Linked DNA regions of Homo sapiens: all the other regions are linked to region 5. A link is a contact called in ENCODE Hi-C or POLR2A ChIA-PET data. All regions are on one chromosome and are shown on one strand. Each heading gives the region's core, a stretch centred on a gene start or an enhancer-like site at or near the end of the contact. The rest is flanking DNA. Distances are from core to core; before and after follow the strand shown.

Region 1 (2,700 bases), core at 160-2,659, 590 kb before region 5:
AAGACTGCCCCACGCCTCATCAGGGCCTCTTTAGATCAGCAATTCAGTAAGGAGGACGTGGAGGATAAGGAGGATTCTCTGGGCAGTGGTGCCCTGATAATGAATGGCACCCCACACACCGGCCCTGATAGAACAGCGATCCCATTCTGCCTCTACTGCAACTCCACAGGCCGAAAACCTGAAGTGACAGTTGGGGCTGGAACCGTGGTCTGTCTGAACTGTTCCCCTGTCCGTCCCTTATGCTCCTCCTGGGGTCTGTCGGCAGGAAACATGATGCTGGGAGCATAGCAGGAACAGCAGGCCGCCGGGTCACACTGCTGTGGGGCCCCTGGACTCACCTACGATGCAGAAGGTGGCAGCAAACGCTTCCACGCAGGAAAGTCTGTAGGGCCGGCCATAGTTCACGGGGTTGGCGGCCACCAGGTAGGGCAACAGGCGCAAGTGGCTCCCTCGCATCTTCCCAAACGGTGTCTCGTCCAGCCTGGCCCAGGAGCAGTCGATGACGGCGACCCCAGACTGCGCCACCAGCTGTCTGCCAGGGACAGCATGGGATAAGTTCAGGAGCCAGCACTACCCAAGGTGGAGCATGCCCCGGAGAATGGCCTAGCTAAGGGATTCAGGGACATCATTCCGCCATCCCCAAACACCCTCAAACGGACTTCACGAGCAAGCTTTTGAGGCAGCTGCTTGGGGCACCTGGAGCATGTGTTTATTCACTCAACAAACGTTTATTACCCCAAAACCTCCTTTATCCCAGGCTCTGCGCTACGCAACGGAGGCAAACTAGACAGACGTTCCCTGCCCACGTGGGTGTGGATGTGGGTGCGACATACAAGTGCCACTAAACCATCCCTGAAGGGAACCACGCGCTGGAAATGAAGACGACCTCGGGCAGGCCTCCCGCGCCTACCTGTCTGCGGGGGACGCGTACTGCTTGCCCACGGGGCTCAGCACCAGACCGCCGAATCTGTGGCCCAGGCGCAGGCAGCGCACCAGCCCCAGGCGGGCCAGCTTGCGGCCCGTGCAGCGCCGGGGGTCGCAGTGGCCCAACTCCCACATGGCCAGCGTGCAGGGCAGCGCCGCCGGGCCCGGGCCGCCCTCGCCGTCAGCCGCCCCTGGCTCCACGGAAGCTGCACGAGAGAGAGAAGGGCACTCGGCCTCAGCGTGGGACCCCCGGGCAGGCCCTCAAACCCTGACCCGCTCTCCCCATCACGCCTCGCTCACCCTGCAGCGCGGCGCCGACCTCCTCGGCGAAGGCCTCCAGGGAGCGCGTCGGGAGGTGCCGAGGGCGGCCGCCTTCCGCCCCCGGCCCGCGCGCTGCCCTCCTGCGGCCCATGGCGCGGACCTGGGGTGCCGGGGACTCCCCACCCCACGGCCGCGCCCCTCGGCCTCCCAATGGGCTGTGCGGCTGCCAGCGCTTGCGCCGGACGCCACTTCCGGTCCCCGTGGTCACGTGACCGTCACTTCACGTGACCGCGCGGCGGCCGCTGCGGCGCGATGGCGGCGGGGCTGGCGCGGCTCCTGTTGCTCCTCGGGCTCTCGGCCGGCGGTGAGTGGCCCGGCCGTCCGCGTCCCCAGGCCCCGCGCGCGCTCTGCACCCCGGCCTCCCCGCTCACGGTCTCGCTCCCCGTAGGGCCCGCGCCGGCAGGTGCAGCGAAGATGAAGGTGGTGGAGGAGCCCAACGCGTTTGGGTGAGCAGCCTCGCGGGCTGGCGGCTCGAGCGGGGGACGGCCCGGGCCCGTTCCCCGCTGACCTTGCCGCTTCCCGTAGGGTGAACAACCCGTTCTTGCCTCAGGCCAGTCGCCTCCAGGCCAAGAGGGATCCTTCACCCGTGTCTGGTGAGTGAGGAGCGCTGTTGGCCGGCGCGGGGGTGGCCGCGGGGAGCAGCAACAGTGGAGGATGGATGAGTGACCCTGAGAGTTACGGCCCGGAGTCTAAAGCATTGGTTTGTCAGCCTTCTAAAATTAATGTGGAAGTACGAGAGAATATACCAGAACGTTCTTGTAGCGAATTAAATTATCTCCAGACTTAGTCCTTCCTTTCCTTTCCGAGAGGTAACTGCTGTTAATAGTCTGGTGACTTTGCAGACGCGTTTCTGTGCTTTTACGTGCGTGTCTATGCAACTGGAAAACGTATAGTTTTTGTAATCTAATCGCTTTTTTAAAAAATCATGCTGCGCGAGTATTTGGCTGATTTGTCGTTGTCACTCGCTGTATCTCTCGGGACGCTTCATGGTGATGATATAGGTCTTCGTTCTTTCTCTTGGTGCTCAGCACGCGATAGGATGGCACTGCACTCCCCGATTGTATTTAGGTTCTTGCCATTTTTTTGGCCATTAGAAATAGTTCTGTGGAGAACATGCTGTGTAGGTGCTTTGGTTTGCCCTCAGGTGAGCGGTTTCCCAGTGCAGGATTCCAGAAGTGGAATTGGTGGGTCATGAGTATATATATCATTTAAACGCTGAATGAGTATTAAATATAATAGACAAAAATCCAAGAATTTTTTTTTTTTTTTTTTTGAGACAAGAGTCTCGCTCTGTCGCCCAGGCTGGAGTGCAGTGGCACGATCTCGGCTCACTGCAACCTCCGCCTCCCAGGTTCAAGCGATCCTCATGCCTCAGCCTCCCGAGTAGCTGGGATCACAGGCATGCATCACCATCACGCCCAGCAAATTTTTGTATTTTTAGTAGAGATAGGGTTT
Region 2 (2,700 bases), core at 148-2,647, 610 kb before region 5:
TGCACAGACAGGTGTGGGGCGGGCATGGATTTGAGTGAGTTGGGATCCAGAAGCCAAGACAGTTGTTGGCAGACGGGCCCCCTCCCTTTGAAGAGCTGTGTTCTGGAAGCCTGTCTGGCCTTGGGCTGCCCAGGTGCCCTTCGGGTGAAAACTCCAAAGTCTGACCACCCCCCACCCCTTGTCCCCAAAGGGCTGCGAGTGTCCAGCTGTATTCGACCAAGGGCAGGTGCGACCGGGGGGCCGCTGCGCCCTCGGCAAGTCTGAGAGCCTCAGGCCCCCGACAGGACCATGCTTAGCACGGACTTCTCAAAGTGTGGTCCCTGGACTGGCGGCAGCAGACTGGAGCTGGGAAGTGCAGGCGCTGGCTGGCGTGGGGACCACACCTGTGATCTCAGCGCCTTAGGAGGCCGGGGAAGGGGGATCCCTTGAGCCTGGGAGTTTGAGACCAGCCTGGGCAACATAGGGAGACCCCCATCTCCACAAAAGAAACCAAAAAACATTAGCCGGCGGGTGGTCCCAGCTACTGGGGAGGCTGAAGCGGGAGGACCACTTGAGCCGGAGAGTTCGAGGTTGCAGCGAGTGGAGATGGTGCCACTGCGCTCCAACCTGGTTGAGAGCTATTTTTGAGAGCTTTTTCGAGACTCTGTCTGAAAAAAAAAGGGAAAAAACGCAGATCGCGCCCCCACCCAGACTTCGGGACCAGCGGGTTGGGGACAGGACCCATCAATGCCTTAACAAACCCTGCAGGAGACCGCGGGCCCGCTGGGGTTCCAGGACAGCGCAGCGGAGGAAGAGCGGGGAGCCACCCGGGAGGGGCTGGCGGGGTCCAGTGCAGACCCCAGGGGCTCCGGGGGCTCTGGCCGGCTGTGACCCCACAAGCGCCAACTGGGCCCTCACCAGAGCCCCAGGGACGATCGCCCCACAGACCGTCCGCGTGGGCGTGGGGCGTCCCGAGTGGATCCCTGCAGGACGCATCCCCGCCCCGAGAAGAGAGCGGCGGGGCCCGCGAGGTGTCCCTGAGTCAGGCCCTTCCAGAAAGGTCTGCACCGCTGCTGGTCTTCGTGACCGTGGCTTCCCTGGGGTCCGCGGAGGAGACCCCGCCGACCACCCCCTTCTAGACCCCACGCGCCACGGGGAGGGCGCGCGCGGCCAGGCGGGGTCCCGAGGCAGCCAAGCCCGCTCCCCGTCCCGCAGCCACCTGTGGGTTGACTCACAGCCCCGCATCCCGGGGGAGGGGGCTCCGGCCCGGCTCAAGGCACGGAGACCCCGGCCGGGTCCCCTAAGGCGCCGTGGACGCGGGGGGCGGGGCGAGCGCGGTCAGGCCCCGCCCCGGTCAGGCCCGGCCCCGCCCCCAGTCAGACCCCGCCCCCGCAGCGGCGTCCGCCCAGCAGTTGCTCAGTCGTCGGCGCGCGCGGCTGGGAGCGGTAGCTGTGCCTCGGCGTCCCCGAGCTGGTGCCGAGCGCAGCGCCCCAGGAGCCCCCCCATCCCCGCGCCGGCCCACGGTAAGTGCCGCGGGCTGCGGCCAGTGCTGTTGGGCCGCCGTCTGGGCTCGGCCCCGCGCCCCAACCCGGACGGACCGACGGCCGCCGCCCCCTTGGTCCGGGTCCCCCAGGAGGCACGGGGGTGGCCTCCGAGGCGGGGGGCGGTGGGAAGGTCTCGACGTCCCCTCGGCCCTGGGGAAACTGAGGCCGCGCATGCTTGGAGGGGCGGGGTCTCGGGGGCATTTCCCCTCCGAACGCGCAGGAGAGGGTGCGGCGGTGGGGTCCGCACTGCGGAGCGGACGGGGAGGGTATCCGGGCGCTGGCGACGGCCTCCCCCGCACTTGAGCCGCCAAGCGAGGCTTCGACCCCCGCGCCTCCCTCCCCGGGGGAGCAGACGGGCCCGGGGCCTCCCAGCACCCCTCCCGGGCGGGCTGCACCCCCCAGCGTCCTCGTCCCTTCCCTCCTCCCGCAGGTCCTCGTAAGGCCCTTTAGTCCCCCCGAAATCCCTGCGAGTGCAAAGCGGCCCCTCCTTCAGCCCCACTCGGCAAAGGGCTGTGGGCTCTTGCCTGGGCCGGGGTCTCCGGGGGAGGAGTTTAAAGTGACACACTAGACCCGCCCCCAGACTCACCCCGGACCGCCCGCCCCCTCCGAGGGGAGAGACCCCCATAGAACTGGGGGTGTGGCTCCTGCGGGCGCCCGGGGCCCCGGGAAAGGGGGTGCCGCGAGGCGGGGCAGGGAGGGGGTCGGTGAGCAGAGGGAGGAGGGAGCGCTGCGCAGACACGGGCGAGGGGAGGAAGAAGGCGCCTCGGGCTCCGGTCTCCTGCGCTCCTGCTGGGCGCCAGCGGCTGGACCTTGGCAGCCGTCTGAGGCTTCGGGGAGCCCAAGGCCACCGGCAGCGCTTGTTAGAATGCAGATTCCCGGGGTTCGACTGGAATGAGACCCCGGGGAGCAGCGTTTGCAGCGGGCCCGCCAGGTGACCTGCACCTGGGCACCGCCATCGGCTTCGCAGGGGCCATCTGGAGGAGTCGGTGAGACCAGGGAGAGATTCCTGCGGGAAACCCCCAGGGCCTGGTGAAGGGGAGTCGGGGGGCTGAGGGAGGAAGAGCAGGGAAGCTGGAGAGAAGACCAAGAGGGCAGCGTGGAGAGCCAGCCTGTGGGGCAGATGTCCTGCCACCTCCCGCCCCAGGCACACACCCAGGGCACCATCAGCTAACCCCCT
Region 3 (2,700 bases), core at 103-2,602, 530 kb before region 5:
GGGAGGTTGAGGCAGGAGAATCACTTGAACCCGGGAGGTGGATGCTGCAGTGAGCCGAGATCGTGTCACTGCACTCCAGCCTGGGTGACAGAGGGAGACTCGATCTCAAAAAAAAGAAAGAAAGAAAAAAAAAAGATCAGACTCCAGACCCGCCAGATACAAGCAGCAACAGTTAATCTTAGAAATGGATACTTGGAAAAGTTTCTCCTCCCACCAGTTACTCACAGAATGCACAGTGGAGACCCAGCTAGGCACACCCCGGACCCATCCAGACAGGAGTTCTGCACCTGCCGGACGACAGAGGCCTGGGGAGGCGCACAGGGCAAGCGGGAAGTGTCAGGTCTGTCAGGTGACACCGCCAAACAGAGCTCTGGAAAGAAGACAGAGGCCGGGCGCAGTGGCTCATTCCTGTAATCCCAGCACTTTGGGAGGAGAGGTGGGTGGATTACTTGAGCCCAGGAGTTCGAAACCAGCAAGACCCCACCCCTACAAAAAATACAAAAATTCAGCTGGGCGTGGTGGTGTGCGCCTATGGTCCCAGCTACTTTGGAGGCTGAGGTGGGAGGATCACTTGAGCTCAGGAGGTTGAGGTTGCACTGAGCCAAGATCACACCACTGCACTCCAGCCTGGGCGACAGAGTGAGGCCCTGTCAAAAAAAAAAAAAAAAGGACAAACCTGTGTCTGTGTGTCAATCTGGAAAAGTGGCACCACAGGAATGGGGCAAGCCTGTTTTTTCTGAGAACGAGACCCAGGGTGGCTGCAGGGCCACAGTGCAGGAGCGCTCTTCTGGACAGGGGTGGGCTGGCAGATGGCCACTCGTTCTGTGGCTACACAGCTGCAGGCCACGTGTATTTTTTTTTCCCAATGAAAATGGGCCTAGAGGCTGGGCATGGTGCCTCAGGCCTGTAATCTCAGGACTCTGGGAAGCCTAGGCATATGGATCGCTTGGGTACTCCGGAGGCTGAGGCACGAGGATCAGCTGAGTCCAGGAGGCAGAGGTTGCAGTGAGCCAAGATCGAGCCACGGCACTCCAGCCTGGGAGACAGAGCCAGACCCTGGCTCAAAAGAAAAACAAAAAAAAGATGGACCCTGGAGAGGCCCGGGGTCCCGCGGGGCGCCTTTTCTATTTCTTTACCGCAATCTGTTTAAAGAGAAAAGCAAGCGCCTGCCCCTCAGCTACACCCCCGGGGCCTCAAGGCCACGCCCACATGGGAGCTGCCCCCCCCCCCAACGACCAGGACGGTTCCCACGGGGGCGGGGCTTCACACGTGACCCGGGACAGCCAATCGCGGGCGCGCAGCGGAGGGGCGTGTCGCGCGGAACAAAAGGCCTTTCCCGAGCGGGGCGGGGCGGGGCCGAGATCACGCTGATGCCCACAGGACCGGCACGGCGTGGGGTGCAACAAGGGGCAGCCACCCACCTAGGAAAGGGTGCACAGTGGGGGCACCCACGGGGGCAGGCACCGGAGGGGGTGCCCACAGAGGATAGAGGACGCCGAGAAGTGACCTGGGGAGCCATAGGATGAGGAAGAGAGAAGAGATGACAGCAGGGGCTGTAGGAGGTCACCCTCCACGGAGGGAGGGGTGACGGCAGAGGCGTCCGCAGGAGCTGGTACCGGTGGGGCTGCCCCCAGGGGGGGCTGACAGAGGCAGCAACTGAGCAGGCAGGGGTGGAGCGAGGTGCCAGCCTGCCGTGGAAAGGAGACGCCAGCAGCGGGGGGCCCTCCTGGGGTCCCAGTCCTGCTCTGCCCCACAGCTCAGCCCCAGCACCTCCAGCCACAACCAAGAGCAACGCCTGATACGGGCTAAGGGTCTCTGCTCTCTGATACACATTCATGTGTAAAATAACAGGTTGGTAGTATCAACACCCAAAATAGAAATTTCTTTTTTTTTTTTTTTGAGTCTTGCTCTGTCGCCAAGGCTGGAGTGCAGTGGCGCGATCTCGGCTCACTGCAACCTCCGCCTCCCACGTTCACGCCATTCTCCTGCCTCAGCCTCCCAAGTAGCTGGGACTACAGGTGCCCGCCACCATGCCCAGCTAATTTTTCTGTATTTTTAGTAGAGACGGGGTTTCACCATGTAGGATGGTCTCGATCTCCCGACCTCGTGATCTGCCCGCCTCGGCCTCCCAAAGTGCTGGGATTACAGGCGTGAGCCACCGCGCCCAGCCAAAATAGAAATTTTAAAAACCAATGAACTAAAGAAAAGGAAGGCCCTGTCCTTATTCTGAACGTTCCTTTATTTACAAATTCCGAGGCAACCCTTAATGAGAACCAGAACGGGTACTTCAATAGGACAAACTGGCTATTCCCTTTGTTCAGCGATGAGAAAGTCCCACTCCCGTGGAATGAAGGATAATTATGGAGGAGAGATCTCAGGGGAGGCAGCCTGTCAGACACTTCCTAAAGGGCCGGTCGAAGCAAGTCATTCACACGCTACAAACAAAATCTTAAATAAAATAAGGAAATTTCCTTACTATGTGTGCATATACCCAGGTATCCAAAACAAAACACCAAACAGGCATCTTAGCCCCACTTACCACCCTCAATTATAAACTGTAAGCCATTCAGACAGCAGGCTAATATTTTTGTAATGATGTTATGGAACTGCTACTTGAGCACAGCTTGAAGTGACCACCTAGAGGCAGGCGCTTACTACAGCACTGTCCATCCCTGTAAGAACTGGATACCACCCTGTGCC
Region 4 (2,700 bases), core at 53-2,552, 520 kb after region 5:
TACCTCACAGGGGTGTTGTGAGGATTAAATGTGAGGAGGATAGTGGCAGATGAGTGATGGACGTCCTTCACTGCCTCGGCCCCTTGTCCAGGGGCTCTTAATCCCAACTCTGCATGGAGTCAGTTCTCTGCTTTCTCCCAGCTTGCACCTGAAGGAGGAAACCACTCCAGGGGGACCTGGCCCCGCCTGCCTGTGGTGGGTGGGTTCCTGCATCACCCACCTGCTGACTGAGCATTTCCCTGCCTCCTCCTTCACAGAGAATCTCCAGGGAGGCAGGGCCACCGTCACCCTCCCCCACCGCTGATGGAGGGGCCCACCCGGAGCGCTGGGCCAGAGCTGCCTGGGTCCCAACCTCCCTGACAACTCCCTTTGTGCCCTCCTTCCCCTCTGCGATGGCACCTTCCCATTAACGACTATGGAATGGACTCACCTGTCCCATCTTTAAACAGCAACCCCAGGCTCTGTTTTTCTTTCAGCTACCGCCTGGGATTTCTTGCCCCCTAATTGTTTATTCTTGTTAACACCAACTACATGGGGCCCTGCTGCCTTCCTCACTTCCTCCCTCAGGTGTCCCCCGCATCACCGAAGGCCCTGTACCCCCGCCCCCCTGCTGTGCTGTGTACACCGCCGAGGCCTCAGCAGCACTTGGCCTGTGACCCACTCCCTCCCGTGACAGCCTCCTGTTGCCTCTGTGACACTGTCCTACTGCTCCTCCACCTCCCTGGCCATTGCGTGGGCCCCGTGATCTGTCCCTACCCGTCCCCTGCCCCACCAGGGGCCACCTCGCCTGGCCCACTGCTCCAAGGTCTGAGCTTCCTCCCCTCTGCCCAGTGCTATCACGTCACATGTCCAAAAGTGAACACTTTCTCCTCCTTCATCCCCGCCCCTGACACGCGGAATCCTCACCTCCAGCAACCCCGTCCTGTCCCTGTGCTCGGTGGCCCAGGCGTCAGCAAGACGGCTGGTCCCTGCGTTAAGAGCACTTTCAATAAGGACAGATGGAGCCTCTCGTATAACCTTCACCGGCCCCCTGCAAGAGAAGCGCGATAATGGCGCCCCCATCTACCCAGTTACCCAAACCAAAATCCCGGCGTCGCCCGCAGTCACCTCCCTGGCGGCCTCGGGGGCCCAGCTCCGAGCCGGAGTCCCCGTCAGACCTGGGAGGCAGGAGTGGGCGGGGCTTGAGGCTTGCCCGCAAGGAGGGAGAGAAAGCTTCGGGGGCGGCCCCTGAGCCCCGGTTCAGGATTGGGCAGCCCGGCCGGGAAGGGGCGGCCTTCCCTCCCGGAAGGGGCGTGGCTCTTCAGAGGCGGCAAATTGCAAGGAGACGCCGCCGCCTTCATGCTGCCGGCGGGCTGCTCGCGCCGGTGAGGCCTGCGCGGCAGGAGGGGGTGGGAGGATGCGGGCGGGCCGGTAGCCAGGCGCGGGGCCCGAGGCCCGACGCTGGCCGAGGTGCTGAGCCGCCGGTGCGTCCCCCAGGCTGGTGGCCGAGCTGCAGGGCGCCCTGGACGCCTGCGCACAGCGACAATTGCAATTGGAGCAGAGCCTGCGCGTTTGCCGTCGGCTGCTGCATGCCTGGTACGCGGACCCCGGACCCACTGGCCAGACCTCCCTCGGGCCCTCAGAGTCCCGCCCCGAGCGCCCAGGGCTGGGAGACCGGGCGCAGCCGCCCACTTCGGAGCTGTGGGTTGTCAGTGCCACCCTCCTTACCCTGCAGGCTCTGAGCTGGGGGCCTGCCGCGGGGCCCGGCGGCCCCCTCGGGTCTGTTTGGGCTGGGCCCTGCCTCCTGGCCGTGCGACGGCTGCCCGTGTCTTTGCAGGGAACCAACTGGGACCCGGGCTTTGAAGCCACCTCCAGGGCCAGAAACTAATGGAGAGGACCCCCTTCCAGGTAAACCTCCACCACCCGCCTTCTCCAGGTGCTGCTCTGGCCTGTCTGCTGGCGTGCAGTTGTGAGGAACCCTCCTGGGGGACAGTGGGGAGAGATCCCTGCATAATTCTTGGCTTTCACAGCATGCACACCCAGTCCACAAGACCTCAAAGAGTTGGAGTTTCTGACCCAGGCACTGGAGAAGGCTGTACGAGTTCGAAGAGGCATCACTAAGGCCGGAGAGAGAGACAAGGCCCCCAGCCTGAAATCTAGGTCCATTGTCACCTCTTCTGGCACGACAGCCTCCGCCCCACCGCATTCCCCAGGCCAAGCTGGTGGCCATGCTTCAGACACGAGACCCACCAAGGGCCTCCGCCAGACCACGGTGCCTGCCAAGGGCCACCCTGAGCGCCGGCTGCTGTCAGTGGGGGATGGGACCCGTGTTGGGATGGGAGCCCGAACCCCCAGGCCTGGGGCGGGCCTCAGGGACCAGCAAATGGCCCCATCCGCTGCTCCTCAGGCCCCAGAAGCCTTCACACTCAAGGAGAAGGGGTAGGTTTCCCGGACCCTCACTGGAGGGACTTCTGTCTCTGCCTCCTCAGACCCTGGCTAGCAAGGAGCCTGGGATTTGGGGTGACAGGGAAGGCAGGGCATCGAGCCCTGTGGCATACCCCTGAGGCTCATGCTCAGAAGCTGGCAGAATGAAGCAGCTGTGTGGTGGTGTCCAGGTTGGCACCATCAGGTCAGGGAAGTACTGGAGCCTGTCCTCCTCTCTTCTCTGTGGCTGTCCCCTTATTTGCCCAGGCCAGAGGCTCCAGATGGGCTCTGGAGGGC
Region 5 (2,700 bases), core at 8-2,507:
AGGAGCCCAGGAAGAAAGAGGGCTGGGGACAACAGATTTCAGCCTACCCACAAAGGATCCCTTTGGAGTGGAGGGGGTGGGAAAGTTGCAAAACTGACTTGCAGAACTGTTTTAAGGACTGAAAACAGGAACCTCCAGGGGTGCTGAGTCACCTCTCACCCATCACCTGGGGACAGCCTCCCCTGGAGACTGTAAACTACCCAGCCTTTTCCAGGAACTGGAGAAAAAAGCAAAGAGAAGCCAGCAGCTGCTGTGGAAGTGGAGTTTCTGGCTTGGCAGAGCAGCCTGAGGACAACTGGGATCTAAAGCCAGAGAGTCTTGCTGGGGGAGGCTTTGCCGGGATGGTCCTGTGTCACAGCCCAACCCGCTACAGGGGTGCCACCCAGCAGATCCGCCCAAGGAGACCAGTGCACTCAGACTTGCCTGTGGATGTGTTTTTACCAAATTAGTCCACTACCAGGCGAGCCCAGCCCAGAAGGGATTCATCAGGGCCAGTGTGGAGGGCTGGCCATGCCCCAAACCACCCCATCCTGCCTGCCTGGTCAAACTTCACGGGCTGTTGGCAGGTGCCTGGTGGCACTCCTGGTTCCCCAATTTGGAGTCCCTGGGCAGGTGGGGAGGCACCTGGGCCGGCACATTAGGATCTGAAGGGGACATTCTATGCTTGCCAGACTCCTCCCAGAGATCCCGGACTCGGGGGAATGGGAAGGGCCAGGGTAACACCTGCGGGATGACCCGCGAAGGGGCGCCCCGGCCACAGGAGCTGGCCCTGGACAAGAACCTGGCCTCTCCGAAGCCCCGACCCTAACCCGAATTCCCCCAGCGCCATCACTTTGGAGTGTAGGGGGTAGGGAAGGGGTACCACCCCCACGTATCCCGATCCCTTAGACCCACCCCCGAAACGGCACGTTCACACTCGAGGCCTGCCCCCTCCAGGACGGTGAGCCCCAAGGCCCCCTCTCCTCGGGTACCCCACTCTCCTCGCCCCCAGGCTCCCCACTCCTCCGCAGTCCTTTTGACCCCTGTTCGCTTCTCCCCGGCAGCCACATTCGCCCCCATTCCCGGCTTGGGAGAGACATCACCCCCGGACGACGGCGGCGCCCCCGCTAATGCGCGCCCCCCGCCGCGCTGCCCTCCCAGCGAGAGGCCGCAGGACCAACCAGGTTCAAAGTGATTCTGGAAAACCTCGCCCCCGAAGAAGCTGCAGAACGACATGGCGCCACCGGAACCGCAGCGCGCTTGCCGCTGCCAACTGACCAAAGGCTGCCGACCCGACGACCGCCGGTACCCGCGTCCACCTCCCCGCCCCTCCCGAGGACCAATCGCTCCCCGGAGGGCGAATCCCGGCTTCCGCCTCCGGGAGGCCCCGCCCCTCCTCAGGGCTGGTCCAATACGATCTTCCCAGCTGGCCCCGCCCACGTTGACTCCTTGGGACCACTCCTGGGCCACTTCCCCAAGGCCCCGCCCCCCGGTGCCAGTCCAATCGCATCTCCCCAGCAGGCCCCGCCCATGGAAACTCCCAGGGACCACCCCTAGGCCGCTTCCCCAAGGCCCCGCCCCTGCCGCCCCTCGCGCCCTGGTGGCTAGGGGCGCACATGGGGCCTGGCCAGGTGGGCGACGGCGCGAATCCGTAGGGTCGTGTCCCCCCAGTCCAGTCCCTGGTACTAAGCCCGGAGCTGCCGGAGGTCATGCAGCCTTTCCGCGCCCAGGTGAAACCGCCTTTGCAAAATGATGACTGAAACAGTGAAAGAGATCTAACTCAGCCGACTCTATCTTGCTTCTAACCTCCAAGCTGTCCTTATTCATCCCTGCTGGTAGGTTGAAATAACTTTGGGAGAAACTCAGTTTATAGTTTTTTGTTTTTTTCTTTCTTTCTTTCTTTCTTTTGAGACGGAGTCTTACTCTGTTTCCAGGCTGGAGTGCAGTAGCGCGATCTCAGCTCACTGCAACCTCCAACTCGCTGGTTCAAGCAATTCTCCTGCCTCAGCCTCCCGAGTAGATGGGATTACAATCATGCGCCACCACGCCCAGCTAATTTTGTATTTTTAATAGAGACGAGGTTTCTCGATGTTGGCCAGGCTGGTCTTGAACTCCCGACCTCAGGTGATCCGCCCATCTTGGCCTCCCAAAGTGCTGGGATTACAGGCGTGAGCCACCGCGCCCAGCCAGTTTATAGTTTAAAACAAAGACAGTAACAGCCCTTTCCCAAAGCAGACCACCTCCTTGCCTGGGGACTAGATTGCATTTTTAGGACTAACATTAGCCACAATATTGGGAATTATGGTTTAGGAGTCGTGCATCTGGAGGCTACAAGATTCTGACCCTCCCTAAGCTGCCCCTAAGATCAGTGCTTGAGATATTTTGCCGACCCTGCAACTTGATGGATCTGCTGGCACCAACCAGATTGATAAACTGGCTCATCTGATCTTGTGGCCACCACCCAGGAGCTGACTCAGCGCAAGAAGACAGCTGACTCCCTGTGATTTCCTCCCTGACCAATCGGCTCTCCTGGCTCACTGGCTCTCCCCACCCGCCAAGTTATCCTTAAAAACTCTGCTCCCCGGCACTCCAGCAGCCTGGGCGACAAGATCAAGACTCTCTCAAAAAAAAAAAAAAAAAAAACCTCTGCTCCGCAAATGCTCAAAGAGATCGATTTGAGTAATAATAAAACATAAAACTCCGGTCTCCCGCACAGCCAGC
Region 6 (2,700 bases), core at 192-2,691, 970 kb before region 5:
CACAAAGGCTGTGCAAAGAAGAACTTCTGCAACCTGACCCTTTCCTTCCACACGTGAGGGAAGCAGACGATGGAAGGAAAGGGAGACGTCCAATGCCCACGGCCTACAACCAACGCGTGGGCAACGCCCGGGGCCAGCAGCTCCGGAGCCCTCTGGGACGGTGACTGCCCACGCGCCCCGCTGGCTGCATCTCGGCCTGGCAGGCTCCCCTCACTTCCATACTCATTTGAGAGCCTCACTTGAGGTTCGTAGCTCCTGACACGTTGGGCTTATGAAACATGTATCCGTGTGATCACATGTCACCGTGATCACAGAACCGTTCTCTTCCAAACCAGTTCTGGGTTGTAGGGACTGGGGAGAGAGGGAGTTGGAATCGCCAGCTGCCCCTGGCCAGGGGATCCAGAGGTTTTGAGCGTGAACTGACTTTTCTCAGAGCTCTGCTCTGTAGGCTGCGCACGCGGGCCCCGCACAGCTGTGGGGTGAAGGGTCTCCGCCAGTGGACCCGGCCAACCACATCCCACAGTGAGGCGCAGGCTTCACTTGCAGATGAGGTTCCGGAGCTGCCCCCAGACCTCCGCTGGGAATCTTCCCGAACGCAGACTGAGCTAGTCGAGAACACTAAAGGAGAAACTCCAGTCTGGCCACCAGCCAGTCACCTTCCCTCAGCCCCTGGGAGACGCGAAGGAGGCTCCCGGGCCGGCTCCTCGGATTTTGGCAGGGGCCGCACGCGGCAGGGATGTGGCGTGCGGGCGTCCAGTTACAGTGGGAACCTTCACCGTCAGCACAGCGCTGTGTCGGGGACAGCAGGAGCGCCTCGCCTCTCCAGGCCGCCCCCCGCCCCGCAGCCAGGACGCAGACCCCCGACCTGCGCACGGACGGGTGACCCTCCACCTGCCCAGCTCTCCTGGGAACTCCTGGGCCAGGGCCCGGGCCGGCCCCGCCTCGCATAGCCCCGAGCCGGTCCTGGCAGGCGCGGCCGTGCAACTTCGGGGCTGCGGGTGGAACCGGGAGCCCAGGAGCCCAGGCCGGAGGCTCGAGGCGGCGACAGGGGTAGGGCCGGGTGCGCTGTCGCCAGCAAGCCTTGTCCTGCCCTGCCCGCCCCGCCTTGCCCGGGCCCCAGCAGGAAGGAGGGCTGCGTGGGGGCGCCGCGGCCGCGAGACCGCGCGGAGGAGTCTCGAGGGAGGGCGGGGGTCGTGGTGCGCGGAGGTGACACTGGCGGATGTCCCGGGCCCGCCCGGCACTCACAGTACACGAAGGCTAGGGCCTTCAGGAGCACGATCCGGGTCAGCCAGAAGGTGCCCGTGTGGAGATGGGCCGGAGAGCCTGCGGGGCCACGCCCCGGCGCGGGCGGCGACTCAGGCTCCGGATCCGAGTACCCAGTCTTCCGCCTCCTCAGCGACTCCGCGGGCGCCGCCATTGTTGGGCTGTCAGGGCGCATGTGCGGGGAGGGCGCACTCCCGGAGGCCCCGCCCATTCTCGGAGGCCCCGCCCATTCTCGGAGGCCCCGCCTCTCCCTGGCCGGCCCTGCCCACGGCCGAAGGCCCCACCCACACCCCGGGAGGCCCCGCTCACAGTCCCGGAGGCACCGCCCCCTCCAGCCGGCCCCGCCCACGCGCGGGAGCGGGTGCCCGGAGCCTGCCTCCTTCGCAGTTCTCGCTGGGCGCTGCTGCGGGTAGGGCGCGGGGCCGGGTACCTGGGAGGTGGTGCGCGTCGCCCGACCCGAGCTCACTGGGGCAGGCACGCGTGCCTTCCGTCAGTCCGAGTTGCAGAGGCCAGGTGCCCTCCCCCAGCCAGGCGCCTTCCCAGCTGTGGTCCTGGGGAAGGTGGGCTGCACAGGCCCTGGCGGTGCTACCACTGCGTGCCCCTGCCTCACAGCTGACACTCACTCTCTGCGGAGGAGGGTGCTAGGGCGATCGTCGCAGCCAGCAAGGGACAGAGTAGGCAGGGCTGTGCCTGGAATGCTCGGGGGACCCTCCCCTTTCTCCCAGCCTGAGCACCCTTCCGCCTTTGCACAACCCAGCTCCTGCCTGCCCTTGGGACTGGACTTCAAGCTGTGGGGGAAGAGGGGGACTCAGGACTCAGGAGGGAAGGGCTAACTGCCCAATGCCCCAAACAGAACATGAAGGAGGACGCCAGCACTCTACACTCTGATGACTGGAGCGGGGTTCTGGAGGCTGATGTGAAGCGGGTGCTAGGAAGGGCTGGGGTCACAGGCATTCCTTAGAGGAAAGAAAGGGCGTGAGGCTAGAGTAGGCATTGGAGACCTAGGGGTTAGTGAATAAACTGTGGGGCACTTAGGTGGAAGTGCAGATTTCTCCTTATTCATTTGTCAGCACTCTTTACGTATGAAAAATCCTGTTCTTTTGTGTATATTGGAAATATTTGTCCTGGTTTTTTGTTTTTGTTTTCATGTATTCTTCTCTTTTGCCTCTCTAGCTTTCCTAGTGTTTTGGCGTATCAATTATCGCCACTGGGTTGGTCAAATGACCCGTCTTTATTGCTTGTTTAATTACCTGTTTAATTATATCTTCACCACCTGCAGTGTGAGCCTTGTGTGGGCAGGGACTGACTGTGGACATCGGGCCCCCAAATCCAGGCCTGACCAGCAGTGGCCCGAGCTTCCTCTCAGCCTCCACCTTCCCTGTGTTGCTGGGGCCGTAGCATACGTGTACATCTTATGGTTTAATTCATTTTTAGTTT

What was found. A loop is a pair of places that touch in the nucleus more often than their neighbours do. ChIA-PET counts read pairs that join two places held with the same protein, here RNA polymerase II (POLR2A). Pooled maps may share reads with other maps.
Region 1: a loop to region 5 is called in a pooled map, with 5 times the contacts of the local background. The contact joins the promoter of TSR3 here to the promoter of MSRB1 in region 5. A Hi-C loop is called at or near these places in 2 of 37 single-sample maps with no recorded cell type and 10 of 50 pooled maps. POLR2A ChIA-PET finds 5 or more read pairs at or near these places in 1 of 52 experiments (activated T-cell).
Region 2: a loop to region 5 is called in a pooled map, with 5 times the contacts of the local background. The contact joins the promoter of BAIAP3 here to the promoter of MSRB1 in region 5. A Hi-C loop is called at or near these places in 2 of 37 single-sample maps with no recorded cell type and 8 of 50 pooled maps. POLR2A ChIA-PET finds 5 or more read pairs at or near these places in 1 of 52 experiments (activated T-cell).
Region 3: a loop to region 5 is called in a map of CD8-positive, alpha-beta T cell, with 2.9 times the contacts of the local background. The contact joins the promoter of UNKL-AS1 here to the promoter of MSRB1 in region 5. A Hi-C loop is called at or near these places in 1 of 168 maps with a recorded cell type or tissue (CD8-positive, alpha-beta T cell), 1 of 37 single-sample maps with no recorded cell type and 2 of 50 pooled maps. POLR2A ChIA-PET finds 5 or more read pairs at or near these places in 1 of 52 experiments (activated B cell).
Region 4: a pooled map shows a loop between it and region 5 (7-fold over the local background). The contact joins the promoter of TEDC2 here to the promoter of MSRB1 in region 5. A Hi-C loop is called at or near these places in 6 of 50 pooled maps. POLR2A ChIA-PET finds 5 or more read pairs at or near these places in 2 of 52 experiments (HEK293 and T-cell).
Region 6: a pooled map shows a loop between it and region 5 (24-fold over the local background). The contact joins the promoter of LMF1 here to the promoter of MSRB1 in region 5. A Hi-C loop is called at or near these places in 2 of 37 single-sample maps with no recorded cell type and 6 of 50 pooled maps. POLR2A ChIA-PET finds 5 or more read pairs at or near these places in 1 of 52 experiments (activated CD8-positive, alpha-beta memory T cell).

What each region holds. Positions count from the first base shown.
Region 1 is chr16:1,350,469-1,353,168 of GRCh38, forward strand. TSR3 (TSR3 ribosome maturation factor) reads right to left here and starts at 1,410. Exons shown (of 6, transcript NM_001001410.3): 1 at 1,225-1,410; 2 at 911-1,130; 3 at 339-532. The coding sequence starts at 1,336. GNPTG (N-acetylglucosamine-1-phosphate transferase subunit gamma) reads left to right here and starts at 1,463. Exons shown (of 11, transcript NM_032520.5): 1 at 1,463-1,549; 2 at 1,634-1,691; 3 at 1,771-1,838. The coding sequence starts at 1,498. RefSeq lists a silencer at 988-1,687.
Region 2 is chr16:1,332,248-1,334,947 of GRCh38, forward strand. It overlaps BAIAP3 (BAI1 associated protein 3), which reads left to right and starts at 1,398. Exons shown (of 34, transcript NM_001199097.2): 1 at 1,398-1,502. RefSeq lists silencers at 352-552, 1,288-1,447.
Region 3 is chr16:1,407,042-1,409,741 of GRCh38, forward strand. It overlaps UNKL-AS1 (UNKL antisense RNA 1), which reads left to right and starts at 1,353. Exons shown (of 2, transcript NR_188570.1): 1 at 1,353-1,851. The region is part of intron 2 of UNKL (unk like zinc finger); the gene reads right to left. RefSeq lists silencers at 1,131-1,308, 1,187-1,236, 1,287-1,356, 1,627-1,776.
Region 4 is chr16:2,458,807-2,461,506 of GRCh38, forward strand. TEDC2 (tubulin epsilon and delta complex 2) reads left to right here and starts at 1,303. Exons shown (of 10, transcript NM_025108.3): 1 at 1,303-1,364; 2 at 1,477-1,575; 3 at 1,817-1,887; 4 at 2,010-2,418. The coding sequence starts at 1,339. It overlaps LOC105371050 (a long non-coding RNA gene), which reads right to left and starts at 1,172. Exons shown (of 5, transcript NR_188689.1): 1 at 1,108-1,172; 2 at 907-1,030; 3 at 4-148. CCNF (cyclin F) reads left to right here. Exons shown (of 17, transcript NM_001761.3): 17 at 1-48. RefSeq lists enhancers at 1-591, 822-911 and a silencer at 1,292-1,641.
Region 5 is chr16:1,941,942-1,944,641 of GRCh38, forward strand. It overlaps MSRB1 (methionine sulfoxide reductase B1), which reads right to left and starts at 1,258. Exons shown (of 4, transcript NM_016332.4): 1 at 1,161-1,258. The coding sequence starts at 1,215. RPL3L (ribosomal protein L3 like) reads right to left here. Exons shown (of 10, transcript NM_005061.3): 10 at 2,033-2,700. It overlaps LOC124903625 (a long non-coding RNA gene), which reads left to right and starts at 853. Exons shown (of 2, transcript XR_007064940.1): 1 at 853-940; 2 at 1,044-2,692. RefSeq lists an enhancer at 1-47 and a silencer at 1,232-1,731.
Region 6 is chr16:969,543-972,242 of GRCh38, forward strand. LMF1 (lipase maturation factor 1) reads right to left here and starts at 1,442. Exons shown (of 11, transcript NM_022773.4): 1 at 1,246-1,442. The coding sequence starts at 1,438. RefSeq lists enhancers at 1-638, 2,621-2,700 and a silencer at 684-1,853.